Linked DNA regions of Homo sapiens: regions 1 and 3 are each linked to region 2. Evidence: chromatin loops called from intact Hi-C (ENCODE). Cell type or tissue: ascending aorta. All regions are shown on one strand. Links, peaks and the distances in the headings refer to the core of each region. The heading gives the core; the rest is flanking DNA.

Region 1 (10,032 bases), core at 2,533-5,032, 86 kb after region 2:
AATATGGGACAGAGAACTGAAAAGTCAGTTTGATAATCTTGACCAATCTGACCAACATGGTGAAACCCCGTCTCTACTGAAAATATAAAAATTGGCTGGGTGTGGTGGCGGGCACCTGTAATCCCAGCTACTCAGGAGGCTGAGGCAGGAGAATCACTTGAACCTGGGAGGTGGAGGTGGCAGTGAGCCAAGATCACGCCACTGCACTCCAGCCTGGGTGACAGAGCAAGACTCGTCTCAAAAAAAAAAAAAAAAAAAAAAAAGAAAATTTTCGCAAAACTCCTTCCCTTTCCCCTGCCTGAGGATGTTCGGTTTGCCTGATCCCAGGACTACCCGGGGCGGGAAGGAGAGCAGAGGCCAGAGCCAGAGGGGAGAGAGGAGACAGCAGATTTGGCCGGATGTCAGAGCAAAGTCTGGAGCTGAGAGGGATAAAACAAATCTGGAGACATCTGGGGAGATGGATGGTAGAGAAACTTTTGGACTTACTGCTCTGGGTCATGTGATTGACACCCTTATGCCACTTCTTCTAGAGACTGCAGAAAAGAATAAAACCATTTTCCCATGCTTCACAGTGTGGCTGGCTCATGCTTCTTTTGGATGGAACACTGAACTAAGGCTGACCACCCAGCAGCAAGCTTCCTTCCTTTGCTTATGTGTAAAGTGCACTGATGTCATTCTCCAAGCTACAACTGTTATGCCTTTGCGGATCTGACTGAGGGAGCACTGCAGAACACCAACAATTGCACAATTAATTGAACTACTGCACAATTAGTTTTGAACATTACTATTCATAAAATATGAAGAAAAAGTTACTTAGAGAATTTTCAAGAATAGTTCTGATGCAGAAACAATCTGTGCTATAACAAATTTTTCTCAAAGAAAGGATAAAAGGTGGCTTTTTAGTCTAACAGGGCAAGAATCAACATAAAACTGCTGGATAAAGCTATAGTAACACCTCAAAGTCTAAGAAGTTGACCCATTATTTTCTAACAGAGAGTTATATTACCTAAACAGGGTTATGTATATAATTCATGAAGCTCTTTGTCTTGCTATAACAAATCTAGGTGGTTAGTAATTGAAAAACAAAATAAAAACGTGTTTTTATTTGTGCTCTTAATAAATCTTCAGCATGGAATGTAAAAAATAAAAAAGAGCTCTAGATGGTAGGTCAAGAAAAATTCTAACAAGTAGCAAGAACAAATTGCCTTAAAACTTGGTAGCTTAAGACCACCATTTCCTATGGTCATGAATTCTTTGGGCCCGCAATTTGGACAGAGGTGTTGTCTGGGGCCTGAGCTGGGAGATTCCACAGCTGGCAGCTGTACTTGTTGGAAAGGCCGTTCACTCCTATGTCTGGAGGTCAGTGCTGACCTCCAGGCCCTTCTACGCAGCCCTCGCCACGTGGGCCCCCTTGGGCATCCTCCCAGGACAATGACTAGATCCCACGAGAGCAAGTCAGGTGGGGCAGTGTTGCCTGCCACGACCTGCCTCAGCACCAGCCCTGTCTTCTCTTCATCTGGGCAGCCATGACCATCCTGCCCAGCATCCTCGGCAGGGAAGGAGGCTCCATCTCCTGATGGGGGTAGCAAGGCTCTGGAAGAGCATGTGGGACTCCAATGTGGTCGTATTTAGAGCATAATCTGCCATAGTGGCTTGGTAGAGCTCATCTCTGTGAGCTTCAGCAGTGCTCATTTTCTGCGCACCATTCAGCACCCTCTTACTCCCAAGAAGGGATGACATTTCCTTTGTGAAAAATGCTCCTGGAAATAAATTCCAATGCAAGTGCTGATGGAGGAGGAGAAGAGGCTCAGCAGAGATGGTTCTTAGTCAGAAATCTGAAATATTAAGGAGTGAGATGTTAAATATGACAGCGGTAAAGGAAAAAAAAATTCACGTAAAACCAGCGTGCTGCTGCTTCAGCGTGATATTCCAGTGCCGTCCGAGAATTTGGAGACGGTGAAGGTCTTGGAAAGTCTTTCTAGTGAAGCTCAAGGTCATATAATCTATGCAGAATGATGTGATTTTAATAACTCCATGAAAATGTTTTATCATTTACAGTTCAATTCAGTTCATCACCAAAATTCATTAAATTGCAGCCATCAATGAGGTTGATAACTGTGATCCAGAAAGATGGAAATGCAATGCCTCAGTAAAAAGCATCCAGGAGGTCTAGAGCCTCGGCTGAGGGAAGCAGCACAGGAAGCAGGGTTGGCTATGGGCAAGCACCAGTAAGAACCAAGGCCAGCAGGCCAGGGAAAGAGTGGGACTCCAGTCTCTGGGAATAGGATGCAAAGACTTAAGACAAGCCCCTCGCACAGCCTGAGCAAGCATAGCAGAGGCTTCATGGGCAGGAGGGGACCTCAGCATCCCAGGCTGGGGCCACACACTGGGGCCAAATGAACTGAACTCTGGCCCTGAGTTTGTGATGGTTCAGGCACTACCTGGAGTGGCGCTGGGCAGTCTCCTCCCTACAGACTGAGCACAACAGAGGCCTGAAAAAGTCTCTGGGCCTGGAAGCTCGAAGCAATGCTGCCCACACTCCCAGGAGCCTGGTTTTGGTTATGAGAGCAGGAGCTGTGGCATCTCCTAAATGAGACAGTTGTATAGCGAAATTATTAAAATCAAGGAAATCTGTCAGTAATTTGTGGTTTTTTTTTTTATCACTGCAGTAAGTTGAAAACTATGATTACAGTGGAAAAGAAAAGAACAAAAGAATGACTACCAGTTACTCAAAATGTACAACGGAAGTGAGTGAGCTGACTGCAGGATTGTGACCATGAGCCACCTCACACGTACCTACAGCCTCGCGCCACTCTGCCAGCGCGTACCCACAGCCAAGGGCCCATCAGCAAGCTCAGCCCCGCAGCCACTCATGACTCTCCAGACTCATCTGTGTCAAAACAAAACTAAAGTTTCCCACTTAATAAAAGCGAAAGGCTAATAGACTTGAACATTTACTGCATGTTTTTGGGTATGCCTTAATCTCTCCCCTGGCTAAGCTGCCATCATATAAATCAGAGTCATGAGTTATCATTGTTCTAGTAGCAATAAAAATAATAATAAAAGCACTGTGAGGTCAGAAAATGTCAAGACCAGTCAGAAAAATGAGCGAGACATAAAACAAAGTATAAAGGACCAGCTAGGATTGGAAAAATTCAGGTACTGTACCTCCAAGTGTACTACAGCAGGAGGTAGCTGCCACTGCTGTTTTATTTAATGAGTCTCCACATAAATCCCAGCTGCTAACCATGTGATAAGTCCATCTCAGAACACGAGAGGCCCCATTCACTATCGGTGTTCAGGCCTGGCTGCCATTAATGGGAATTTCACTTACAGTAAGGGAAAAAACAGATCTTGAAATGTTCTGTTGGATCTAAATTGTTAGCTTTTTAATTTTAGTATCAATTGGTTTGACTCTTTTTTAAACAACAAAATTAATATGCAAAGTCTCTTCATCTAAATACATGAAAAAGGAGAGCGAACAAGTCCTGGATACTTGAAACATTTTTAATGTGAAGAAGGTATAAAAACATTTTCCTGGACACCAAAGACAGAATTCAGACTGCAGAGTAGAAACAAAGCCCACATCAATTTCATAAGCTGCCTGAAATGCGTAAATACAGAAAAGAGGGGATTTTGTTTGGAATATTTTTTGTGGGACACACACACTTTTGTAAACTTTTTAACCCTAAGGTTTTGCTGGCAAATGCATCATTTTTCAAAGAGGAGTGTGTACAGGACTGAAATGTGGACCTCCGCCTGGTGCTGGAGGTGCGGCTAGTGGGAGGTGGCATGGGAGAGTGTGGAGAAGGCAACCCGAGACAGGCAGACTGGGAGCCCAGACCTGCCACTGCCCACCGTGCAGCCTTGGCAGGTTGCTCACCCTTGCTCTCAGTCGCCCAGATGTCAAATTGGAATATTAACATGTGGAGGTTAGACAGGCAATGAGGAAAGGCTTGGCAAGCAAGCCAGAAACAGGCACAGAGAGGAAACCATGAGTCACAAGTAAGGGAGACAGAGGCAAAGACTGGGAGCCGACCAAGGCCACAGTCGGGAGGGCGATCCAGAGTTCAGACCAGGGAGGTGGAGGAACAGGCAGGCTTAAAGAATGCAGGGCAGAATTGCACAGGTAAAGGATGTCTTACGCGTACTGTGTACTCCAATAGATTCTTCAATTTCTTCAAAATTAAAAAGCAATGGGACAAGAGTTAAAGGGAGGCAGTAGCACATGAATGGCTTAATTCTGGGGGCATTTTGTTGGTTCCTAAGAGGTATGCATCAATTCATTCACAGGCTTTACTATCCTGGGGTTTCCTGGCAGAAATGTCTGGGAAGATCTGCCTGGAAATAGTTACAAGAAAGAGGTAGTTTCTGATATTACACTAGCAATGGAAGGGGAACAATAAGACCTGCAGGTGATGACTTCATTACTTCAGGTAAGAGAAAAAGAGCTTCTGTCAGAATTCTCCTTTTTCACAAACCTCTAATTTAGGGCTAACCTTCAATCTAGTCATTAAGAAATATCCAAGTTTCTCAAATGCTGGAATTTGGCTCAAATGCTGTTAATGGAACTCTATATTTTAGGTCAAATAATTTTAACTCTTTCAAAAGCCATTTGTTGGATTTTAGTTAAAATAAAAAAATTAATTAACTTAGATCTCTGGACACCCTTTCATTTTCCTCTATGTGTTAGTGTAAAACTGCAAAGCAATTCTGCTGCTACCCACCTGGAGTTAGGAAGTGACTCTGCAGACTGAAGGGCATGATCCCCAACGAGACAGCCCTCACTTCGGGCACCAGCCCCGGTTTGCGGGTCCCCAGGTCACCTGCACTTATAACCAACTGGTTATAAACCTGAGGGGTCTCCACCTTAAGTTTCATAATTTGCTAGGATGACTCACAGAACTCAGGACACAATAGTCATGTAATGACAGTGTTATTAGAAAGGATACAACTCAGGACCAGCCAAATGAAGGGACAGCAGGGGACGGTCTGGAAGGGCCCCAAAGGCAAAGCTTCCATGTGCTCAAGATGCATCACCCCCTTATTACATCAACGTGTTCACTACCCAGAAGCTGCACTGCCCAGGGTTTCTATTGAGGTTTCATTACATAGTCATGACTGACTGAACCACTGGCCGTATGCTGACCTCACTTGGCTCAAGGCCCTGACTCTCTAAGCCCATGGTTGGCTTATCTAGCTTGGCCAGCCCCCACCCTGAAACCATACAGGGGCCCACCATGAATTACAGAGACGCTCCTATTACTTAGGAAATGCCAAGGATGTAGTCTCCCTCCTAGGAATCAGGACAAAGGCCAAATTCTTTATTATATAAGTTAGATAGAACTTGACAAAAAATTATTTTTTCTTTTTCTTTTTTCTTTTTTTTTTTTTTTTTTTTCCTGACAGGCTCTTGCTCTGTTACCCAGGCTGGAGCACAGTGGTGCGATCACGGCTCCCTGCAGTCTCGACCTCCCAGGCTCAAGCAATCCTCCCACCTTAGCCTCCCTAGTAGCTGGGACTACAGGTGCATGCCACCACACTTGGCTAATTTTTGTGTATTTTTTTTGTAGAGATGGGGTCTCACTATGTTGCCCAGGATAGTCCTGAACTCCTGGGTTCATGTGGTCCTTCCACCTCAGCCTCCCAGTGATGGGATTGTGGGTGTGAGCCACCACACCCAGCCTAAAATTACTTTCTAATTGTATCTTACTGCTGGTAGCATAGCTAAATATTATGCTAGCATTTAAAGAAGTGGCATATCTGTTTAAATAATATCACACTTATATTTATGAGCCTCTATCATTTGTGATCCACTCTGGTATATTCTATCAGTCTTTCCCCATCTCGTATTCATAAAGATACATTTTTCTGTTCCTAAATATATGACATTGCATTTATTGCTATGAAAGTTCTTATTATTTTTGATGAACTGCTTCTCACATTTTCAGAGTCATCCCGAAAACCTCACTCTTTCTGTCAACAATCTTATCAATCCTACTCACTTGGTGAGAAATCCAGAAATAAATGGTCACACTCCAGTATGACAGCTCAGAAAGAAATTTTCAGCATTTAGGGCTTATTAGACAAGCCCCTCTTCTCAAAAAGAAGATGAGCCAATAATTAGCAATAATAATAATAAGAGCTCACAATTACTGAATGCCTCCAAAGTCTCCATGGGAGTTAGGCATGGTCTTACCACAGCCCAGTAGGGCAGACACTACTATTTTCTTTATTTTATAAAGAAGCAAAAGTGAAATGTAGAGAGGCTGAGTAACTTGTTCAGATTCACACAGAAAGTGAAGTTGGCTTTTAAAACTCTTTGACTCTAGCACCTAAACTCGTAGCTGCTGTTGGCTTACCTACCTGTTTTAAAGGAAACAAGCAGATAAAAATTTCATGAGGCAAATTTTACATGAAGTTTCCAAATTTTCCAACATATCGAGGTTTTCTATAGTTTTTCTATAGCGGTTATATATAGTATATATCGTTTTTGTATAGTATATATGTTTTTCTATAGTAGCTATATATAATTGTATGATTTGAATTTTCATTTATATCCACATGTACCGAGGAATATGTGGTCTTCAGTGAATGCCAGTTCATTGACAACAATCGTGATACTTAGGGATTAAGTGTGAAGAAGTTCTGCTGCTGCCTGCTTTACCTCTTGTGGTAGGCTGAGTAATGCCTCCCAAAGATGTTCATGCCCTAACTCCTAATCAGTGACTATGTTACCTCACATGGCAAGATGGTCTTCACAGATGTGATTAAGAGAATGCTGAGTTGGGGAGTGATCCCGGCTGTCTAGGTGGACCCAATGTCATCAAAGGGCTACAAGGCAAAAGGTCAGAAGACAGAGAAGGTAAGTGATGATGGAAGCAAAGGACAGAGAATGTACTTTGTAGGCACTGGAGAGAGCCACAAGCCAAGAAATGCAGGTGGCCTCTAGAAACTGGAAAAGGCAAGGAAACAGATTCTCCCCCAGAGCCTCTGGAAGGGATGTAGCTTTGCTAGATACCTTGACTATAACACTCATTTGGACTTCTGATTCCAGAACTGTAAGATGATAATTTGTGTTTGTCTCAGTTTGCTTGGGCTGCCAATACAAACTACCTTGTACTGGGCGCTTAAACACAGAAATTTATTTTTTCACAGTCCTGGAGGCTATACTTCTGAGATCACACTACCAGCATGGTCTTTTTCTAGTGAGGATGCTCTTCCTAGCTTATAGATGGTGGCTGCATTCTCACTGTGTTCTCAACCGTGGTGGGCTGGGGGAGAGCTCTGATGTCTCTTCCTCTTCTTATAAGGACACTAATCCCATTATGAAGCCCTGGCCTCTTGAACTCATCTAAACCTAGTGATCTCCCAAAGGCCACATCTCCAAATACGATCACATTAGGAGTTACGGCTTCAACATATGAATTTTGGGGAGACACAATTCAGTCCACAGCAGTGTTGTTTTAAGTCACTGGTTTTGTAAAATCAGAAAAAATAAGAAACAAGTATGGTTTGTTCCCTTCCTCCTAAGTGGAATTAACATATTATTTCCTGTTCCTAGAATACAACGTGCATTTTGGTGTTTTTAGGAAAGATTAAACCTGAATATATTTTTAAACTTTACTACTGTTTATAATATACAGCCAAATGACACATTTTTTAATGAATTTTTAATCTAATCAAAATAGCATATATAAGTAATATAGAAAGTCAAATATTGATGAGACTGATAATAAAAAACAGAAATCTCTTGTTTCTTGCTCCTCCCACCTTGCCAGACTCTTCAGAGTCCCCTTTCAATACTTATAGTTTGCCAAATGATGTGTCTATTCTGTTATCTCCTGATCGATGTATTTGAGGAATTAACTACTGACTTATTACAGCACTACAGAATTTTTAGCATATTTATATACTTTTAAACTCACTTCCCCTCTATAATTACTTCTCAATTTTTGGTTAAGTCTATATTCATAGTAGCAATTATTAGTTTCTATATAAATATTATTTTCTTCAGAGTCAACTAGTATAACATGATTTCATTCCTTTCTTTAAAAACCCATCCCCTTTCCCCACCAGGCTTAACTGTTAGTTTTTTTTTTTTCCTCGGATTAGTTTTCCTTATATATCATTTTCTCACACTCTCCAACTTTCTATAACACACATGCCAATGTAATTTTTCATACCTTCAAACCTGTCAGAGAACCTACTGCTTCCTTTATACTCTTCTCCTGGAAACATCTCTCTTGAAGGGATCAGTGTTCAATCCAGTTTGTTTCACCTTCGATACTGATCGTTTCACCTAGACCAGCTACTGTTGTCTGCTTGGGACTTCCTTTGCTGTCATCCTGAGAATTCCCTTCTCTCTCTGTGTTGGATCTCCTGCAACTATTCCTGAATACTACACCTTCACCTTTCTTGATGTATTCCCTTGTTTTGGTAGAGTATATCTACCAATAGCTTTCTCAGAAAAGTACATGGAGGATAATTACATTAAAAATGATATGTGTTTGAAAATATCTGTAATACCTTGACTTGGTTTAGAATTTCAAATTAAAAGTCATTTCCAAAATTTAGAGGGTGGTTTTGCTCTACTGGCTTCTTATTCCAATATTGATAGAATGCCAAATTTACTCCTGATCATGTGTCTGAAATCTGTACTTCTGGAAGTTTTATGATCTTCTTTTTAACTCCAATGCTGAAATATGACAATAACAGTATTTGGTGTGGGTCTTTGTTCATCCACTGAGCTGGACAATTACACAGCCTTTACAATCTCAAGAATTACATTCTGCTCTGGGAAATTTTCTTCACATATTCATATGATAATTTCCTTATATTTTCCATCTCTCACTATGAAATTCTTATTAGACGTTTTCACTCTTCAGTATATCCTCTAATCCCCATGTATCTCATCTTCACCCCTTTCTTGATGCCCTTTCCCTATCTACACTCACTGCAATAGTGATCTCTTCTAGTTTCAACAAACGACTTCTTCAGGTTTCCTCCAGGGGCACTGTGGGGCAGTTTCCTGGGTCATGATACATTCCCCAATGTCCTGTGTTCTATGATAGTCTCAGAACCCATGATAAAATGACTATGCATTTGTGAGGTACTTCTCTACTCCAGGACGGCTTTAGGAGCCTATGAATCTGTTCTAGGGATAGAGATAGAGGTTAACATGAGCTTAAGAGTTCCAGCTCACTTCAGAACAGTTTACAAGAAATTCAGATAAACTTATAAATTCCATTTCCCCTTAAAGTAGGCCTGAACCAGGGTGGGAAACCTTAAATGACCTCTTTCAAGAAGTTCATGAACAAAAATCTGACTTATGATCTTTAAGATGTCCATGGACTTGATGAGTCTGCTTTTATGTCAGCGAATGTCATCAACTCCAGGACACCTGGATGTTTCTGAGCCACCGCAGGTGGAGACTGGAGTACCTTGTGTACAGAGGTGATACATATAGTTTATTGTGAAGGCAGCTCATCTTCCTACTTTAAAATGCCAAAGGAAGTCAAAAGCCACGTAGAGGAAAATTACTACCCTTTTCCTTCATTCTCTGCAATTTTATGGTCACCTGGAATTCTGGGTTTCTCATTTTGCTTAGTATTCCTGGAGAAACACAAATTCCCTGCCAGTGTATCTCACATCTCAGTGCTTCTCCCAAATGTCTAAGATTTTAAAAAAACAGAAAGTTTGACCAGCTTATTGCCAAAAATGAAGAAATGTTTGTACTCAGTTTAAAATATAATGTGCTTAGGTCTATAGGACAGAGTCGCCAATAATGGTAGAAGTGGAATGATGGAAAGGGCTTTACACACTTACGTGGGAATAACTTCATTTTAAGTGAACAGGGGATGAAGACGGATACTTCTAAACAAAGATTGGGTCAGTGAATGATTATCCCAGGAGGATGAGAAAAAAGAAACAACAAAATATAATGTTTGGATCTATCTGAGGAGTTTATCCTAACATTTTGAAATGAATTTACTGGCCACTTTTCCAATGCCCTATCAACACCTAGAGGGT
Region 2 (10,032 bases), core at 3,274-5,773:
TAGGCTATTCCTTAATAGAAAACAATGCAAAAACCTTGGCGCGCTGCAGCCTCATGTTCTGAACCAATGGTTCTCAAAGTATGGTCCCCAAACCAGGCCAGCAGCATCAGCGTCACATGAGAACTTGTTAGAAAAACAAATTTGGGGCACCATGCACACCTCACGAGTCAGAAACTGTGGGAATCAGGCCTAGGAATCTGGGTTTGAATGAGCCTTCTGGGTGTTTCTGATGCTTGTGCAAGTCTGAGAACCACTGGTCCAGACCATAAGTAGAAGTCAGACTAGATGCCAAGGAGAACTAAAACAATGCAAGCTCACGAGAGGAAGCTTTCTTCCTTTGTCATGATCCCTCCATTTTGGATTGCTCAAACTGAACGGGGAAAATATGATGGAAGCACTTCCTGCTCTCTTGTTCCATGGGAATCCAGTATGGCTGCGGACGATCAAGGTTAAAGTATCTCCGTAAAGTAACACACTGACAAGAAAGGCACCTTTAGGGGAGTCAAGCATATCATTTCATCTGTGGCCACATGTGAATGCTAGCTATGTATATGTTCTAAAAAGCAAAGAGTAGACAAAGAGGAGCGCCGCCCAGCCTCCCAACACCAGAGTCTCACTTCCTCTCCTCAGCTGGCGCTCTGGGGCCGGACTCCAGTAATAACAGCCTCCTGGGGAGATTAAAGCCCTGGCAAGCACAGTTTATCTTGGTGAATGTATACTTTAGCTTTGTGTGTATCTACACATATACATACACTGCAGTATTTATAGCTGGTATACATGTGAGGTAGCGCTGGAGACAAGGCCTGGAATGGGTGTACAACACCTATGAGGTTGGAACCAAGATCTTTTAAACGCAAACCTGGTTTCCCTGAACTGTCCTCCACCCGTGTGGTCCAAACACACACTCAGGTGTTTCGGGAAGAACATCCTCCCTCCCTGCAAATAGGGGCAGCAGTCTTTCTTCTGTTTCCAGAAAGAGTTGAGTATTTTGTGGTGGCTTCTTTCATCTCTGGGGACTTTGCTTATTAGAAAAATACACAGAATCACCGCTCTCCCGAGTAAGGAAATGAGATGGCCGGGAGGTGAGCTGAGTCAGGACCGCTGCTTTAAGCCAAGTCTACAGGGTTGGTATTGAGGTGGAGACGCTTCTCAGAGTGCAGCACAGCCCACTCTGAGAAGGGCAGGCATGGGGGCCATCCGGCCCCAGTGCCCACGTGTGCGCGACCCTGGACAGAGGGCGGCCTCCAGTGGCAGTGCTGCTCTGTGGCACACTGAGGCCTGGTTTCCCTTTTTTTTTTTTTTTTTTGGTGGGGGCACATATTTCCTCAGGAAGGAGCAGATAAGTTCCTCCTTAGGCTTGTGAATACTTTCTTGTCACCTGGCCAAATGGAATTCCAACGATATTGTGAAGAGGCAGTGCCACTTCACAGCAGACACTCACAACAAGCCACAGTCATGGGGTGGTCAAAACTCCCAATCTCCATTTTCATGCAAAGCTGAATGGGCAGCTCAGACCTTTAAAAAGTGTCATGAACACATAGGTCCTCTTAGTCTCTGTCTACTTGACAAGATCTCTTAGTGTCCATGTGTGATAGAACAGCACATGCCTACACTGTGTGGAGTGAGGGGCTGCCAGAGCCACACGGTGTAGCCTTCTGTCCCCCATGGAGGCATGGGTGAGAGGAGAGACACAAGACAGAGAGGAAGACTGCACATCAGGCTGCGGAAATGAGCTTGAGGGTTTATGTTTTGAGGTTGCAAAGAAAAGAAGAAAAATAAGGAAGATGGGGGTGGGGAGAAAGAACAAGCTGGGTGAGGGGAGGAGGAGGGATGTACAGGAGATGGCCTGAGGCAGCCAGGAGGGGTCTCCAGGAGGGCCTAACTGTGGAGGTTGCTGAGAGGCTAGAGGGGAGAGGCTGGAGCCAGTCCAGCCTAACACATTAACGCAGGTGTAGGGGTTTAAAACAATACGTGTCGATCCTCTTACGTTCTTGGTGTGGGCAGGGCTGGCTGCCTCTAGAGGCTCCCGGAAAGAACCCGTTCCCTTGCCTTGTCCAGCTTCTAGAGGCGCCTACACCCCTTGGCTCGCAGCCCCTTCCTTGAATCACCCTGACCCCGCTTCGTCTTCACTGCTCCTTTTCTGACTCTGACCCTCCTGCCTTCCTCCTATAAGGACCTTGTGGTTACCATTAGGGCTCCCTGGAAAATCCAGGACCATCTCCAGACCCTTCACTCAATCCCATTTGCAAAGTCTCTGGATTATCATGTAAGGTGACATAGCCACGTATTCTAGAATTAGCATGGGGACTTCCTTGGGGGTGGGGACATTCTCCTGTGTGCCACAGAGATTAGGATGGCAGCACGCCGTCTGCTGTGACTCCTCCCTGGCACAGCTGAGGGGCACACACAGCCTCCATACGCAGAGGCAGCTGGCCTAAGCCCTGGGGCTCAGCATCTCACCCATGTTCTCCAGGCCCAGGTGAGGAGAACAGCAGCTCACACGTGCAGAATGTGAACATTCTGCAAAAGGGAGATATTTTTGCATTCTTTTTCTATAGAAGAACCACCCCCTCCGCACCGACACCAAAGTGTATGAGCTCCCACAAAAGTTGGATCTGTCCCTGCATACTAATTTTGTCCATCTATTCAAAGTGCAGGGAAAGGAACATTTCTTTAAGGAAAAGTCTTCATGCTTCTTCTAATTTATCTGTATATGAGAATTTTTTAAAGTATTATTAGAAAACTTCTCACCTTTATTCTCAATTACTCTGCGAAAGTTTTTATTTTTACTCTGGATTTTAAAATATGCTTGTGGGGAAGAAATCTACAATCCCTTAATTCCATTTTCATATAGTCACAAAATCATCAGAAGAAAATGGAATTTTCTGTTCAGATTAAATACAGCTCCTCAGTACCACTGAAAGCAGGAGGGAAGGGAGAGCCTGGGGCAAGTTCCATAGACTCTAAATTACTAGCTTCTGCAAATCATTAGTTTCTCCCCTGGGAGAAAAGCAGCTCTACAGTCTTCTGGTTCCGAGGCACCCTCAGCAGAGTCAGGAGCTGCACGGCCACATTTTAAATTCTAGTGGGCACAGCTAAAACAGGATGAACCGAAGTCGGCCTGAATATTGGGACACTGATTTGAGGAGAGAGATGGCAACGTGGGACAACAGCATCTGATTTTGATGTCTTTTGTCTAGTGATGTCCTATGCGGTGGCAAGAAAGAAGACTGCAGGTGCCAGCACACCTCGCGCTGTCCCTCCTCGGGCCCAGCACTGGGACCTGAGGCTGAGCAGTCCACCTCCACCAAGAACAGGAATGCCTGACACTCAAAGGCCATCCCAGCCCCAGTTCTGGAAATCCGAGACCCTAACTGTACTTTAAAAGATAACTGACAGACAGGTGGCAGGAGTCAAGAAGGGTCAGTCATAACTTATCCTATTCGTAAATCATAACAGTGAAGTGCAAAATCCCAGGAAGCCAGCTCAGGCTGATGATGCCGCCGGGGTGACAAACCAGGGACTAAAAAGTCTGGGTTCAGGAATCTTTAGGTAATTAACTGTAGAATGACTAGATACCCGCCTCCCATATTTACAGCGCATGCCTTTGCTAAACCCATTTGCCCTCCTTCATTTCTTCCTGTCTCTCTGCCTCTCCCTCCCTTCCCTTAGCGTGGAGTACATCAATCTGTCCGAAGGGATAAACTATATTTGTGTTAAGCTTTCATTTATAATTAACCAGCTGACCCCAATTCCACACATAAATGGCACTTATTATTTAAAAAATACAGGCTACATTTCTTTCATTGTTCACTGTGTCATTATGTATACATAATGTTTCCTTCCCATAGAGAATAAAATAATGACCAAAGTTCTGTCCTTCAACCCAATGTCTCCACAGTGTGTCTTTCCACCCTTGTTAAACACTGCCTGCTTACATGTTTTCAAAACACATGACCCGCATCTACTCTGACACTTTCCCATTCATCGACAGAGCAACTTCAGTCCTTAATTAGGGCAGTGTTTGAGCTTAAAGGCAAGTCTGTACAATTGAAAAGGTGCATATTCAAAAAAAAAGAAAAAGAAAAGATGCGTATTCAAATTTCTGAGGGAGTAATAGCGTGGTCTGTGATGACAAAACTAAAAATAATTTATTACATTTTATTTTCCAACGTTAATCCATTAAATCAAAGGTCACTGGGGCAGAGGTCTTATTTTCAAATAATATATATTTATTATAATAAATAAATGTATTTATAAATTCTTCCTTTCCATACCTCTATAAATGTGCCTATTTCTGTAAGTTTAAAGTAAGTTCCTTACAACTAATTATTTCTGTTTACTGATGACAGGTATGACAATTTTATATGGAATGAAACATGTTCTGATTCAAAGAGAAGTAGTTCTTCCAAAGTAGCTGAAAGCTGATTCACAACACAGGAGTTTGCCTTTTACAGGCAGACATGATGTTATAAAATGTCAGATGGCCAACATTTTTGCGATGGGGGTGTGAGAGATTCTTCTCAAATGACGCACGCCTCTCTTGGGTATTATCGAACTAGAAACTGGAATGCCCCCTTTAAGACAAGGAAAGTTTGGAAGAAAGGCGCCACAACGCCAGTCAGAGCTGGCGGTTTTCTCAGCAATGCCTGATGCAAGCTCGAGCTTTGACAGCAGTAGCTGGACTCCGACTCTTCGTAAAGGTGCAGCTTAACTCAGGCACTGCTAGAGAGCCTTGGAGAGAATTACAGACGTTTAGAGTGGCAGGAATGCCTGGTATGGCTCCTTGGTTTGAGTCAGGGCAGAGGGAAAGCAGCACACACTTCAGTCAGAGCATAGCCTGGCCTAAAACATGAGACTGTATTCTGTTCTCTCACCCAGAGTCTTGATTAAAAATATTCTTTGCCCATTTAAGAGCTTGATGTGCAGAACCCTTTCCTGATAGCATTGATTCTGGCTCGGTTTTATAATTTCACTGTATGTGGGAGGAGTAGTTAGGAGGGCAGAGAAAGCAGCACCAAAAAGATCCACACTTGCTATGACTGAAGCTCATTCCATAGGGAAGATAACAGAGAGCCTTGGAGAGAAGCCACCACGTTGTCCCTCTGTGGGTCCCCCAGCTGTGGTGGCATTAATACTACTGTTGATAAGGGTGGTGGCCACCTGTTGGGAACCCTGGGGAGATCTTAAGAGCTTCAGCAGGAAAGTTTCTGCAAGGTTTCAGGCGGATGCATTTAAGCCATCAGCACTCAGGGTCTTGGAGCTCTGGACATTGGATAGCAGATAATGTCCGCCTCACTGCCCATCTGGTGACCCTAACCTCAATCTGGGGAAATCGCTTCTCTGTGAAAGATAACTTCGGCTCTGTGACAGCTCCACCCCAACCCTCGCTAAGAGGAGGGCCAATACATCATGTTGACTTATGACTGCTGGGGTTTGTATCCCAGATCACTCTCCGTGAGGATTTCCTAAGCCACTGGACCAGAGTCCACATGTGCAGAGATGAGTTGAAGTGCTGAACAAAACACACGCCCTGAGCTACAGCTGCAGTAGCACCTTTTGGGGGAAGGAAGCCGAGATCTTTCTTAAGCATAATGAGGACAAGCACATGCAGTGGGTTCCTTGGTGTCGGCAACTCCTGTGTGAAACAGAGGAGTTCCTGCATGCTGGCTACGTGGGCACAGGGCATGGTAGGGAAAAGTGAGCTGGGGTAAATGGGGTGTGCTCACTTTGTTCTCTCTCTCTGCCTCCTCTGTCCCTGCCTCCACCCCTCTGGCTCTTGCTCTTCCTCAGGGAGAGCAGATGTTTTAACTGATAGTTTGTAAATATTCTTAAGGCAGACAGTTGCTACCTGACTTCACCTTTCTTATCTCCAGTTCCACCCGAAAGTGGTAACACAGCATATCCAAACATGCCTTGTCATACCAAAGAGAAGTCTGTAGCTCAGCTAGTTAGAGACTTGCATTCAAAAGAAAAAAAAAAAACTTAAAGTTGCTTTTTTATACGGCTTTTTCTGTGCTGGGTGGAAGTCCATTCAAAGCTACTTTGTATAAATAAAGAAATACAATCCTCTTCCCTACTCCCCAATAAAGCTGTGGGGCAGCACGCTGGCCACTGTGCCTGGATGCGCCTGCTGGCATCTGCCGAGGTGTCCTGCCCCACAGCTGCCAGGTGTACTGTGGGGACATCATTCACCTCCTGGGCATCACACTGGTGTGAAAGCAGCCCAGGGCTGAGCTGCACTTGAGGACCCCATGGCACAGGCTTGGTTCGCACTCAGCTCACCAGTGGCCGCAGGGCCAAGGCTGTTTTATTTTTGGCACACTGTGAAGTTGTATTTCTCCCACAACTTGATGTTCAGATCTATGTTTAAGACTTAGAGTAATCATATTTCTCTTTTCCTTTTCTTTCACCTTCGGCATTAGCTTCTTGTAAAAATGAATTTAAGAACATTGTCCTTGCAAACCAGATTATGTGTTTCTGAAAGTCTGTGCACCCTGACTTTCTAAGGCTCATTCATCACCCTATTCATCATCACCTATCATTTGTCTGCCACAGTGACAGGCACGAGGAAGATATGACAGCAAGACAAGACCTCGTTCTTGACTCCAACAAGTTAACGTTTTTGCTAAGGGGACAAGATCAACGCTGATGATACAGTGAGTCAACAACACAAGGTTGTCTCCAGGCTGACTTGGGGCTGCTGGCTGTAAATGTAACAGAGCAATCAGAAGGAGAAAGAGGACCGCAGGGGTGGGGGCAGCCTGAATAAAGGCACTGAGATTCAAGGCGGGGTGGGTGTGGGGGTAAGGCAGCCCTGCCTGAGGAATGCACAGGAAACCAGGTTCTGGGCACTCTGAGGCTGGCAGAGTGGTGTGGGCTCCATGGGGGTGGGCAACAGAGAGCCACTGAGGGTAACTGAGCAAGAGCGTGTCTGTGAGGAAGGAAGGTCAGTACGGGAGTACCATTCAAGATGGTCTGTTGGAGCAAAAGGAGGAAATCAGCAAGACCAACTAGAAAGAAACTTCAAAAAATTAAAGGAACACCCCAGAAAGGAAGAGGGCCAGGACAGGTGGATGCGGAGCGTGAAAATATCTGTGTTGTGATGTCACTGAAAAGAGTAAATTACCAAATGCACCGGGAGTTTTGAGCACAGTGTCCAGTGTGTAATACGTACGCGGTAAGTGCTCACTCCTGAACTTCCGTTGTTGTGGGTATTTTCATGTGTGAGAAGAGAAATACGTAAATTGGAAGTAATAAACACAGTCCCTGCCTGCGTGGAGCTTGCTTTGTGGATTAATATTAAGGCCACCTGGCTATGACAGCATTTGTTCTATTGTTTTGGCGGCGGTGGAGAGGGGGGCGGGGGTGAGGGGTGTGAGGGTTCAAGTACATACTTGTTCTTCCTAAAAAGTACCTTTGAAACTGAGTCATTGAATGGTTGTGTTATTAAAGCATTTAATAGTACTACTCATGTTGAAAATGCTGAAGAAAGCCAAGGTGGAAATTTCCCACCTCAGTAACTTTTGATGGTAGGATACTAGTTCTATAGATAATTATTAAATACCACTAAACGACAAAGCGATGACTACTGAACATTTTGACCAGTAAGTGTTGATAGCTGACCACATGTCAGGCCAGGCACTGGGGATACAAATGGAACAAAACACCTTCCCTATGCTTAAAGAGCCAAAAAGACAGTGGTAGAAATAGACACAAATAATCAGAGTACAGGTGCACAGAGCCTTTCCAAAGCCTCCGGAGAGCTTGGAGTTGAGATGTTTTGGCTCGTAGAGACACAAGGTGATGGGCACAAAACACACAGGTGGACATTTGCCCTGTGCTGCCAGGACAGGCTGAGTTAGGCTTGTCCTGGTGCTGCCTCTGTCCCCTGCCCCTTGTACTCTCGATAGGCAGGTGGTAAGTTTGTAGTTACCCTAATCCCATCTTTCTGAGCAGCCCCAGCACCATCTGGCCAGCACACCATAATCAAACGTGAATATTCCTTCAGCAAAATGTATGAACAGTTACAGTAAGTGATAAGAAGACAGACTACATAATTAGTCTTGTGTCAGGTTGGGCCAGATTTTGTAGGAGAATGGGTTTTAAGGGAAGTTTTGATTTTCCCTGAGCTCTTTGGATTTTGGAATCACGGATAATGGACTGCGCATGGTGTGGGGCTGTAAGTGTGGGTGTCCATGGCAACAGAAGAGAGAACGTCTAGCTCACTCCTGGGAAGCTGGAGGACTTTCCAGAGGAAGTTCCAGTAAACCTGAGACCTGAGGGAGGAGGAGAGGTAGCTTCAGGAGAGTTTGGGAACTGGGGAGGGCAGGAATGACCATCAAGTTGCAGTCCTGGCAGGCGGCTGGGCACCCAGCAATCTGGGGCTAGACCCACACAGCAATGAGAAGGGTGGCGGCGCAGCAGGAAGGCCCTTGCAAGAACAGGTGCATCTGGGGGGCATTAAGCCCTGAAGAAGTTTTAGGGTGAGTTGAATTCGTCATTGTGGAATAGCAATTAACCGGTTGTTGATAAGGTGCCTGGAAGTTGGAACTAATATGGGAGGAAATAGAATGATTGGTACTATAGCGGGCAGGCCTCAAATTGTTGGGGCAATGAATGAAGTGAACAGATTTTCATTCATTTCGATTCTCAAGGGTTGTTATGGTTTTGTATATTAATCAGATGTATATATTGTGTATGATCAGATGTGTGCGGTGTGCTGGCACCATCGCGGCACAGCTGATGATTCTGAGGGGAGGTGGTGGGCAGGTGCTGAGGCAGGAATACAAGAAGTAAGCCACAAAGGCAGGCACTCCAGAGGCAGCAGCACAGGCTTAGTGACTGATCAGAGGTGGGGGCAGCAAGGCAAACAGGGGAGTCAAGGGAAGTGTCCATGCTGTTCTGCCCATGTGTTCTAACCTGAGGCCTGTGAAAAATACTTGTCTCTTTCCTCATGCGTTTCTTTATTCTAACTGATGAGAACGATGCTGAAGTCTGACTAACATACTTCACCACTGTTTTCTTTTTGTTGTAAAGTCACACATGTTCGCTAATGAACATTTGGAAAACACAAACCAGCGGAGGAGAACCCCTCGCAGGCCCATCATGAACACAACACTGCTGTTAACAGTTTTGCTGGAACGAGGCTGGGAGCACGAGGCGTCCGCAGCACGTGGCTGATTCCCAGCGTTTGCTCACCTGTGTGTAGGTTTCCTTATATGGTTGTGATCATACTGTTTGCGCATTTTTATGCTTCTTTTTTCACCCATCATTTTATCCCAGACACTTCCCTGAGCTACTACTCCATAGTCTGAATGGACACGGACTTTAATGGATTTGCTGCATGGTGGCATTTGGAAGGACTGTGCTCAGTTATCCCCTATGGTTGGACACTATGCTGTCGAACAGATCTCTAAACCTGAAGGAAATTGCTTTAAAGGCCTACTCTCATGGCAGTATTTTCGGGAAGGCAAGGAAGCATTTGGCATCTCATACTGGTTCCTAACTTATAGCCTTCCGAAGTCTCTTGCTGTCAACTGAATCAGGCACGGAAACATTTATAACTGGTAGTTTGTGGATAACAGAGTAGTATTTTAGCAGTTAAGTGAATCTCAAGTTTCAGTGCCTCTCAAATGTTGCTTACCCAAAATTTCAATATTAGTGTTGGTTGTGAATAGAAGGAATTAAAATTACATCTCCATTGTGCTCACCAGAACCACGTCTCTGCTAACCATACTTTTTAATGTGACTTTAAGGAAGCAAAACCAAGTCATAAGGTTTTGAGGTCAAAATGTGAGCTGAAAATATTCTGATTTTTAAAAATATCTATCTGTTGATCCATCTATCTATGTATTGCTCAGAAATACTTCTTGGTCTCACAGAAGAGGGGAGGAAAGGCTTCAGTGACAGACTGAACAGCCACACAGTTGAGAGAAGTAATCATAGGACACTCTCTCAAAGGCCCTGCTCCAGAGCCCTCTCCTCCATGGCGTTGTCCAGGGTGAGCAACCAGATGGAGGTGGGCTCCCC
Region 3 (10,032 bases), core at 3,387-5,886, 180 kb after region 2:
ACATTTTTGAACCCTGATACTGTATTTAAGGGTATAAGAGGCACGACCTACACTGCAAGAACACATGACCTCGTCTTACATATGAGATGTTAAGGGAAATTAACAAAGATGATAGGAGAGACAATAAACTGATTTTATTATTCAACGTATATCTGAGTTGATTTGGGAGAAGAATGAATAATGATAAATGATGATGAATATTTCTTAAATAGAGTTTCTATTACAGGAGTAGAAAGGCACACAGTAAAAATAAAAAGAAGAGGAAGGTAAAGTCACAAAAGTATTTTACTGTTATAAAAATTTTTAGGCTGGGCACAGTGGCTCACACCTGTAATCCCAGCACTTTGGGAGGCTGAGATGGGAGGACTGCTTGAAGCCAGGAGTTTAAGACCAGCCTGAACAATGAAACGAGACCTCATTTCCACAAAAAAAAAAAAAAAAAAAAAAAAATCACCAGGTGTGGTGGTGCACGTTTGTTGCCCCAGCTACTCAGGAGGTTGAGGTGGAAGGACTTCTTGAGCCCAGGCATTTGAGGGTGAGGAGGCCCTGATCGTGCCACTGAACTCCAGCCTGGGTGACACAGCAAGATTTTGTCTCTAAAACAACAACGACAAAGAAATTTTTAAAAATGTAAGTGAGCTACGTTGAGGGCTTACTACTCTTGTTTAACTCAACACTGCTGAGCACTCTTCCTTTCCCTAACACTGTAAGTTTACTGCTTTGGTTCCTAGCCATTGTGGTTAACATCCAAATAGCTGCTAGAGTTGGTATTTCTGCCAGGGTAACCAGCAAGTATACACTTCCATGCTACCTTTCACTGTGAAAGCAGACGAGCAATATAGTTGACCCTAATATTTTCCTAATTCTAACTAACCTCCATTAATATACTTCAAAACTCTTTAGAAACAAAGATAACTTCAGCAGCAGAAACAATGGCCTTATGTTCCAACAATGGCCAGCTGGAAATGTCAAACACTGCCTACCCATTATAATATCTCCACCTGTATTTAGGTAATCACTGAAATGAATATCACTACTAGATAGACAGGTACTTAGTAGAAAAATTAAACTAGAAAGAAGGGTATGAATTGTTGATGAAATATTAAAGTAGAAATCCAGGATAAAGAAACAAAAGAAGAAAATCCTAGTATCTTAAAAATAATAGACTGCACCAAAAGTAAGATCATTCCAGCACTGCGTTTCTGAGATGAAGAGAAAATGTTAGAAAAAGGTATTTTTCTATCATCAGTAAAAAAGACATTCAACTATTAATTTAAAAACAGGCAGGAGGGAAGTGGGGGCACCGATAAATTTAAAAGACCAAACACAATTAGAAAAGCAGCCTTTCCTGCAGAAATGGAACAAGTGATACAGACAATAAACTTGGAATGTATACTGAGAACATGGGAGAAACAAATGAGCAGACAAAATCAAATAGGAGAAAGTATAATATTTCACACTATATTTTAACCCATTTGTAGCCAAGCTTGAAGAATCTAACTTACAAGATTCCTCTCCCCCAAAAAATCATTAAAAGATTAAAAAGAAAGAAAGATTGAAAATTAAGATGACTTACTTTCTAGGAAAAAAGGAGCTGAATATAGGTTTAAGGATTTTGAACTGCCTAAAGCATGTCACCATAAATCTGTCATGCAGCCTTGTAAGAGCATTACTGATGTAGTCAAAATAAGTGAATCTGAAGAAATAATGTGTTCTATTTTAAACTGCAAAGATGTGGTTAAAGTACAAGGCAGGTATACGAGGCAAATCAATCCACACACAAAAAAATGTTCTGTTTTCAGCAAACTTCTCATCTCTCATTCCAGTTTTTCAATGGGACTCCTCTAATTCTCATCCCAGAAATCCAACTGAGTTGACTGGAAATAACAAGATTCGGATTACTCAAATGACCAAGAGCATCTACTTTCCTGCAAGATGCACAGCAGGATGAAGCAAAAGACATCACTCAAGATCTGGCAAGATGACCAACAGTCAGCGAGAGATCTGGTAAGAATTACCATTAGAAGGAGGCAGACAAAACCTTCCAGAACCACAGACAGCAGTAAGATTCAAAGTCTCACAAGCTACAGTAAAACTCACAGAGTTTTTCCAAGACAAGGTCCTATGTCACCAATTCTTGGTCCACAAAAGATAATCTAAGTGATTATTTTTAAATACACATGTAAGTAGGTTTATTTCTGGTGAGTATTTTATTTTTAGAACTTCTTTTCTAAATCAATGAAGGAAGGCATGGGCTTAAAAAACATGGTGTGGTATTTTCAAACTGGAACATACAGTTTATGCTGTCTAAATTAAGCATATTTAGCAGGCATCTGGGGTCTGAGAATTCTTCATAGCCCTTGGTCCCTCAGAGCTGGAGGCAGAGAAAACTGACATACAATACTCTCAGTGTACTGCACCAAAGAGCTATTTAATTGGCTTTTTAAAATGGATATATAATATTGCTTAGAAATGCAAATATTGGTTAAAATTCCCAGTTTAGTTGAGCATGCACAAGGATATATGCGTGTGTGTACATAAGTACAACTGTATACACTCAAATATGAATAAATGGCTAGAATGAAATAAACCAAAGTGTAATGAGAGGTGCTCTTAGAATAGTATGACAAGTTAATTACAAGATTCCATATTTTGCAATTAGAATAATCATGACACAGAATCAATTAAACAGAAGAGAGAGAAATAATTAACGAAGGACTTTGCATAGGGAGTTAAGAAAGAAAAAAGAAAAAAATCCAATCTTAAGAACTCAACGTCATAAGCAGTGTCTAGCAGAGGGTCAGTGAGCAAAAGGATCCAAACACAATTATTACTGCTGATTATCTAATAAGCACTAATGTGGCCACAGACAGGATATTTAAATTCCACATCATATTGTCTTGAAGTCATTATCTAATGGATTTATAAGGATAAGGCAACATGACATAATAGAAAACTCATGGGTTATCCAAGTTCAGAATTCCCCGGTCTTTATAACTTTTAGGCTTAGCTCCAGGTTTTTCCTTTGGTAAAACAGAACAAATCTCTATCACGAGTGATTGTTGTGAGGATTAGAAGAAACTGTGTATGTAATCTAGCTTGGTTCCTCATAGGAACTCATATCATGGTAGGTATGCTGGCAGTACTAGCATGAGCCATTTCCTAGAGAAAAGGATTACTCTTTTTGCATATGTACAATTTGTGGCATTAAAAACAAATATATAAGTAGGACTTTGATTTCTTTAAAAATATAATTTTATGGGCCGGGTGCGGTGGCAATCCCAGCACTTTGGGAGGCTGAGGCAGAAGAATCACGAGGTCAAGAGATCCAGACCATCCTGGCCAACTTAGTGAAACCCCATCTCTACTAAAAATACAAAAATTAGCTGGGTGTGGTGAGGCACGCCTACAATCCCAGCTACTCGGGAGGCTGAGGCAGGAGAATTGCTTAACCCTAGGAGGCGGAGGCTGCAGTGAGCCAAGATCGTGCCACTGCACTCCAGCCTAATGACAAAGCGAGACTCCATCTCAAAAAAAATAAAATAAAATGATAATAATAATTTTATGGAAATCACAATTGTCCATTTATCTTTTTTATACATTGATTAATGGATTTTTAAAAATTAAACAAATTAAATACCTTAAAGACAATTTGAATAAAAAGAACCTTCCACATATATTATAAAATCATAGATTTTAAAAGCTAGAAATACTCTCAGATACATGAGCTCACTCTAAAACCCTGTTTTGCTGAAAAAAATCTAGGTAAGTCTAATTTTCACACACATACATATTTAAGGAGCAGACACAGCACTACAAGTCAGCTCCCCTCGTACTGAAAGACATTTCCTCCTACTTAAAAATGTACAAATTATTTTGTGTGCTGAGCCAAGCAATGAAAAAGCTTCACCATTAAAACATGAATATTTAAATTTTAACATTTAAATATATCTAAAAGGAATTTTGACCCCATATACTTTGTTTCAGTATTAACCAAATAAAGGGCATAAACTCAAACACATTATTACACATTTATTTAATCAAAACTAGGCATTTCCCAATCATTACAAAATTTATTACCTAGTTTTAATCCCAGTTCATTTAGAATAGATGGACAGAACATGGCCATCTATATAATATTTATTATACAATTTTTAACTAGTAAAGATTTTGATTTAATGTAATTACAATCAGAGCGAGAGCCTCAATGTAAGGAAAAGGAGCCACAATTAAACCACATATAGGAACCTGAAATAGTCATTTCCTTTCTCCCCATATATCTTACTTTTCTACCAAATGGTCCCAAGTACCCAATCAAATATCTATGTGAAAAGCAGATCAATACAACCATTCATTAAACTTATACAGTTGAGAACTTCCCTTGGGAGAATTATCCAAAGACCAAAACACTGCCAACAAAGGAAAATATGATATAAGAGGGCAATTTATATTTAACTCAAATGATCACACTTAATAAAAAGCACAAATCCCAGAGTTCTAAGGGGAGGAAATGATGTAGCGTTAACCAGGGAAAGTCTACAAATAGGACTGGTGGTCAGCTATGTCTTCACCAAAGTGGCATTTTTGCCAACAAGACTCTTGGCAGCCCTTAAGGGGCTAAGCTAGCACAATTGACCAAATATGGTGGGGAATGTGAAAACTTCGCAGATATTAGCATTTATTTTTGAGGCTAACATAACACAGTCCACAGGCCTGCCATCAGAGCCTGCAGCCATTAAGTGATAACTGAAGCAGTGGAATGCAAATAATCCATTGGTTCACATTAGTGTCATGCTCATTTGTAAATGTTCCCAGTCCTCTTCTGGCCCTTAGGGTACCTCACTTGCATTTTAGGGGCAAAACCCATGGGCAGTATATTTAAAAAGGAGTTAAATTATGAGCACACCAGTTAGCAATGATTTACTCATTAAAAAGTGCATTAGGCTACGGTGCCCTGAGCTGCGCGACCTCATAGCTGATCACTTCTAAAATGCTTGAATAGACATTATTTATCTACTGGCAGTGGCCCAAGATTTATCTATTTCAGTCACAAAGTTCTATCATTTATCTATACGCTCCCTAACTCAATGTTAAATTTTGAAATGGTGATTTAACTATAGGAGGAAACTACATTGAAATGAGTGAAAAATGAATGTAGCACTCTGATAAAACAGGAGATATTTAAGCAATCTGGCACCTCTCCTCTGAGATGTTAAAAGGATGTTTTAAGTAATTTATGAATTTAAGGGGATAAAGCCCTCGTTATGGAGAAACAAGGTCAGAAGTCTCAGAGCACTTGACCCAGAGATGCCATTTTGGACTCCTGATTCTGGAAAAGAGTAAAACTCTGTAATTTATTAGAAAAGCCTGCATGGAAATTAATTTACAGCCTAGTTATCTCCATGTTACAGAGATAAATATAATTATTTCTCATTTTGAAGTTGAAAAAGAAAAGCTATCTTAGAATAAGTGGATTCTCCCCCTTACTCTCTGGTTCTGCTTGTTTATCTTTATCATATATCAAATTAATGTGCCACAAATACCAGTGAAGAAGTGAAATGTTTAATCTGAACTTTATTTCACTTTCTCACACCAAGGAAGAGTAGGAGAAACCATGGGAGGGATATATCTAAACCGACATTGGCTGGAGACTACAAAGGCAAAGAACGAAGTGTTTTCATAGTGCTAAGACACTATGCTTTAGTTTATAAAGATCACAGTGGAAAGTGACGTGACAAGGTCGTGACTGTTCCTTGGTCTCCGAGGTTGCCTAAGTATTAGAGGGCAGAGTCCACCTTGTCAGTCTGTGGGCTGCCCGCTTCCCACGTTTAAGTGTCTGATGTTACCATCTACTTGCTATTCCCTACGGGACATCGCTCCTCCTCTGGTATGGAACGTGAAGACCACAAACCTTGTTTAAACTACTGCAGTGGCAGGCTGGCCTGGGATACCATGCTGCATCCAGCCGCAGGCAGAGGGGCCAATTTTACCCTTTCCTCTTGTTCCACAGCTCAAAACAAAGGAGTCTTCTGAACTCACCAGGCTGCACTGACACAGACTGAGTGGTTCCCAGACCGCTCTGATTACTGCTGTCTGTAGAAACGTGAAGGGCAGGGTAAAGTAAAGTGACTGAGCCGGGAATCACAGCATGCTATTCAATCTGAATGTTTCTGTAATTCATAAAAAATTTCCTGCTTGGTCATTTGTCTGAGAAAAGAAGAAAAGTTATGATTTTCCTCCTCCCGTCCTCCCAAAAGGTAAAAGCAATGCCAAGAATGTCCTCTTAAAATATAACATTAATTTCCAACTTGAAGAACTTAGCATACTTCCATCAAGTTCAATCTCCATTAGAAATCCACTGGGCATATACTTTTAGGACCTATCAAATCATTCTTTCTCAGTTGTGTAATTCTGTCGGAATTTTACTCTAACAACTAAATATCAATAAAAAATGAGAATGACCAGAAATGACACAAATTTTATTCTGTGATAAATCAAAAAATGTCACATATCATAGATGGAAATAAAACATAAATTAGAGACCCAGTTGTTGTGAATGCAAGTAGATTTTATATTATTAAGACATTTCATTTACAGGGGCCTATAAATCTAATAGTTACTTTATTAGCAGCATTCTCAATAAAAAATAGACTACTAGAATTACTAATAGCATTCTCAATAAAAAATAGACTGTAAGTGTATCTTACTGAGCAGTTTTGTAAGGAACAATGACCACCTTACTTATTTAATTTTAATAATTACACTGATTTTTTTAAATCAAGAATAAAAACAATATTTATCTTATATTTATCAACACCAGTGACTCAGGGAACAAACACTAAAGTTTCTGTGTCAGAGGTAATAATGTCTGGTTATTATAATAAGAATTAGATTTGACTCTTTCAGCAAATATTAAACTTTTTTTCCAGCAGCTCCAGGCTTTAATTTGAAAAATGATTAAATTAGTAGAACTCATTCTTATTGGTTAGCTCTCACTAACAATTGGCAGATTTTTTCTTATTTGCTCTTAGCATTTTTACTCTGAGTAGTAAAAGTGGTGGCAACTGCTGCTACTACTTTCAATTGCTGAGCAAACTTACAGATGTGCCAGGCTCTGCACTTATACAGATGTTCTCATTTATTCATCTTCACCACCACATGACATAAATACTTCTATCAGATCCATTTCACAGATGAGAAAACAGACATGTAGAGAGGGTAAGCAACTTGTCTTGGATTCAAACCCATGAAAGTCTGTTGTAGGGCCCTGTTCTTTACCACTTAGCAGCTATATATATTATTCAATAATACCTTTTTGATAATCTTAATAAAAACCTTGCAAGTAGATATCATTACCACTTTAGAGATGACAACGCATACTTGGAGAGGTTTACAAAATTTTGCCAAAGCTGGTAAAAGGCAGTGCTGGCTTCTGAGCTCAGGGTACCAGGAGGGATCTTACAAAGACTCCAGGTGTTAGAAGGCCATAGATTTGGAAACACTTTACAAAACTGCAAGTTATCAACGTTTCTAGGTATATTTTTGATTAAGTAAAAAAACCCCAAATTTACACCGAACATATTTATGTTCGGCTACCTCCAAAACAGGAAGAAAGAGCTATGAAGGTGAGAATGAGGTACCACGTGTTTATAATAACTGGATCCAGAGTTTTATTCTGTTATGAATTTTCTTCTGCTCTGCCTTCATTATCAATCATCCTTCTCTACCGGTTCCTTTCCTTCTGCCTTTAAATCTTAAGATTTGCTCTTCTAAACAATGTCATTGTCATTAGCAAAAACAAAACCTTTCTTCAACCCTCAGCAATTTATTTTCTTCTTCCTCCCAAATTACTTAAAAACTACTCCATACAGGTATTCTTCAGTATTTACAGAGGATCGGTTCCAGGACCTCCTGCAGATACAAAAATCCAAGGATGCTCAACTCCCTTATGTGAAATGGTATAGTAATTGCATATAACCTACATGCATTCTCCTATATACCTTAAATCATCTCTAGATTACCCATAATACTAAATACAATGTAGATGTTATATAAATAGTTGCACTGTATTTTTAGTTTTTAGGTTTTTTTGTTTTGTTTTGTTTTGTTTTGAGACAGAGGCTCTGTGGCCTAGCCTGGAGTGTAACGGTGCAATCATGGCTGTCTGCAGCCTTGACCGCCTGGGCTAAAATGATCCTCCCACCTCAGCCCACCAAGTACCTGAGACTACAGGGATGTGCCACCATTCCTGGCTATTTTTTTATTATTATTATTATTTTTTTTTTTTTTTTGAAGAGATGAGGGTCTTGCTGTGTTGCCCAGGCTGGTCTCAAACTCCTGGGCTCAAGCTATCCTCCCCATATTAGTATGTTTTCACACTGCTATAATTACTAAGACTGGGTAATTTATAATGGAAAGAGGTTTAATCAACTCACAGTTCAGCAAGGCTGGGGAGGCCTCAGGAAACTTATAATCATGGTGGAAGGTGAAGGGGAAGCAAGGCACCTTCTTCATAAGGCGGCAGGAAGGACAATGCCAGAGGAATGACCAGACACTTATAAAACCATCAGATCTCGTGAGAACTCACTCACTATCGAAAGAACACCATGGGGGAAACGACCCCCATCATCCAGTTACCTCCACCTGGTCTCTCTCTTACACGAGGGGATTATGGGGATTATAATTCAAGATGAGATTTGGGTGGGAACACAAAGCCTAACCATATCATTCTGCCCCTGGTCTCTCCCAAATCTCAGGTCCCTTTCACATTTCAGAACCAATCATGCCTTCCCAACAATCCCCCAAAGTCTTAATTCATTCCAGCATTAACCCAAAAGTCCAAGTCCAAAGTCTCATATGAGACAAGGCAAGTCCCTTCTGCCTAGAAGCCTGCAAAATCTAAAGCAAGTTAGTTACTGCCAAGATGCAATGAGGGTACAGGCATTGGGTAAATGTTCCCATTCTAAATGGGAGAAATTGGCCAAAACAAAGGGGACACAGGTCCCATTCAAGTCTGAAATCAGCTGGGTGGTCATTAAGCCTTAATGTTCCAAAATAATCTCCTTTGACGTCATGTCTCACATCAAGGTCACACTAATGCAAGAGGTGGGCCCCCATGGCCTTGGGTACTCCCAACTAGGCCTCCCAAAGGAGGGCTGGGATTATAGGTATGAACCACTGCACCTGGTCAGTATTTAAAAATATATATGTATATATTTTGCTGTATTGTTATTTTTTATTGTAGAATCCATGGATGCGGAACGTGTAAAAACAAAGGGCTGACTATGCTACTTTCCTTAAGCCTTCACTCATTCTCCACACACTCATTAAAACTTTGTATGTGGCTTCCACCTCCACTGGATCTATATGAAAAACAGCGACCTCCCAAACATCAAACTCAGTGGCTCGTTGAGTCATTCCATAGCATTTCCCTTTGTGACTGCCCATTCTGTAAACCTGCCTCTCTTCCTTCACTTTCGTTATTCTGTGCCATCCTGGTTTCTTCCTTATCTCTCAATCATTCTTCTACCTTCTTCTTGGTCCTTAAAAAAAGAGCCGTGCTCCCAGGTTCTGCATTCCAACAACTTCACTGCTCTCCCTCCCTCCACATTCTCCCTGGACAGTTGGTTCACTTCCACGGCTTCGACTACTCTTCCATGCAAGGAACTTCACGTTTCCCTCTGGCACAGACCTCTCTCCCAAGTTCCAAACGTCCACTGGATTTTACCCTGGCATTTATTCTTGGTTTCTTAAGATTTTTACTACTTAAAAAAATCTTCATTGATATATAATTCACATACAAACAGATTGATTTTAGTATACTCAGGGAGTCACACAACCATTACCACGATCTAAGTTTAGAATACTTCATCACCCAAAAAGAAACACTGTACCCATTAGCAGTCGTTCCCCATTTCTGGTACCTAGCCCACGGCAACTACAGTGTACTTTCAGTGTCTATGGATTCTTGTGTTCTGGACATTTCATATAAATGGAATCATATAATATGTTGCCTTTTGGGTCTATCTTCTT

What was found. A loop is a pair of places that touch in the nucleus more often than their neighbours do. Peaks named below come from ENCODE experiments on the same cell type or tissue, not always from the same donor. Only the 100,000 strongest peaks of a DNase experiment are listed, where the experiment ranks them.
Region 1: a loop joins it to region 2, with 2.3 times the contacts of the local background. A loop is called at or near these places in 2 of 110 quality-filtered maps.
Region 3: a loop joins it to region 2, with 1.9 times the contacts of the local background. A loop is called at or near these places in 3 of 110 quality-filtered maps.

The regions. Positions count from the first base shown.
Region 1 is chr6:1,784,152-1,794,183 of GRCh38, forward strand. The region is part of intron 7 of GMDS (GDP-mannose 4,6-dehydratase); the gene reads right to left. Among named protein-coding and RNA genes, the nearest start is that of FOXC1, 180 kb to the left of the region's middle. RefSeq lists an enhancer at 2,634-2,703. In ascending aorta, for the core only: no CTCF peak of the experiment used is centred there; a DNase peak (open chromatin) is centred at 3,980; H3K27ac peaks cover 1,769 bases.
Region 2 is chr6:1,697,500-1,707,531 of GRCh38, forward strand. All of the region lies in intron 9 of GMDS (GDP-mannose 4,6-dehydratase), which reads right to left. Among named protein-coding and RNA genes, the nearest start is that of FOXC1, 93 kb to the left of the region's middle. In ascending aorta, for the core only: no CTCF peak of the experiment used is centred there; a DNase peak (open chromatin) is centred at 4,582; H3K4me3 peaks cover 819 bases; H3K27ac peaks cover 2,500 bases.
Region 3 is chr6:1,879,860-1,889,891 of GRCh38, forward strand. The region is part of intron 7 of GMDS (GDP-mannose 4,6-dehydratase); the gene reads right to left. Among named protein-coding and RNA genes, the nearest start is that of FOXC1, 270 kb to the left of the region's middle. In ascending aorta, for the core only: no CTCF peak of the experiment used is centred there; a DNase peak (open chromatin) is centred at 4,622; H3K4me3 peaks cover 405 bases; H3K27ac peaks cover 2,500 bases.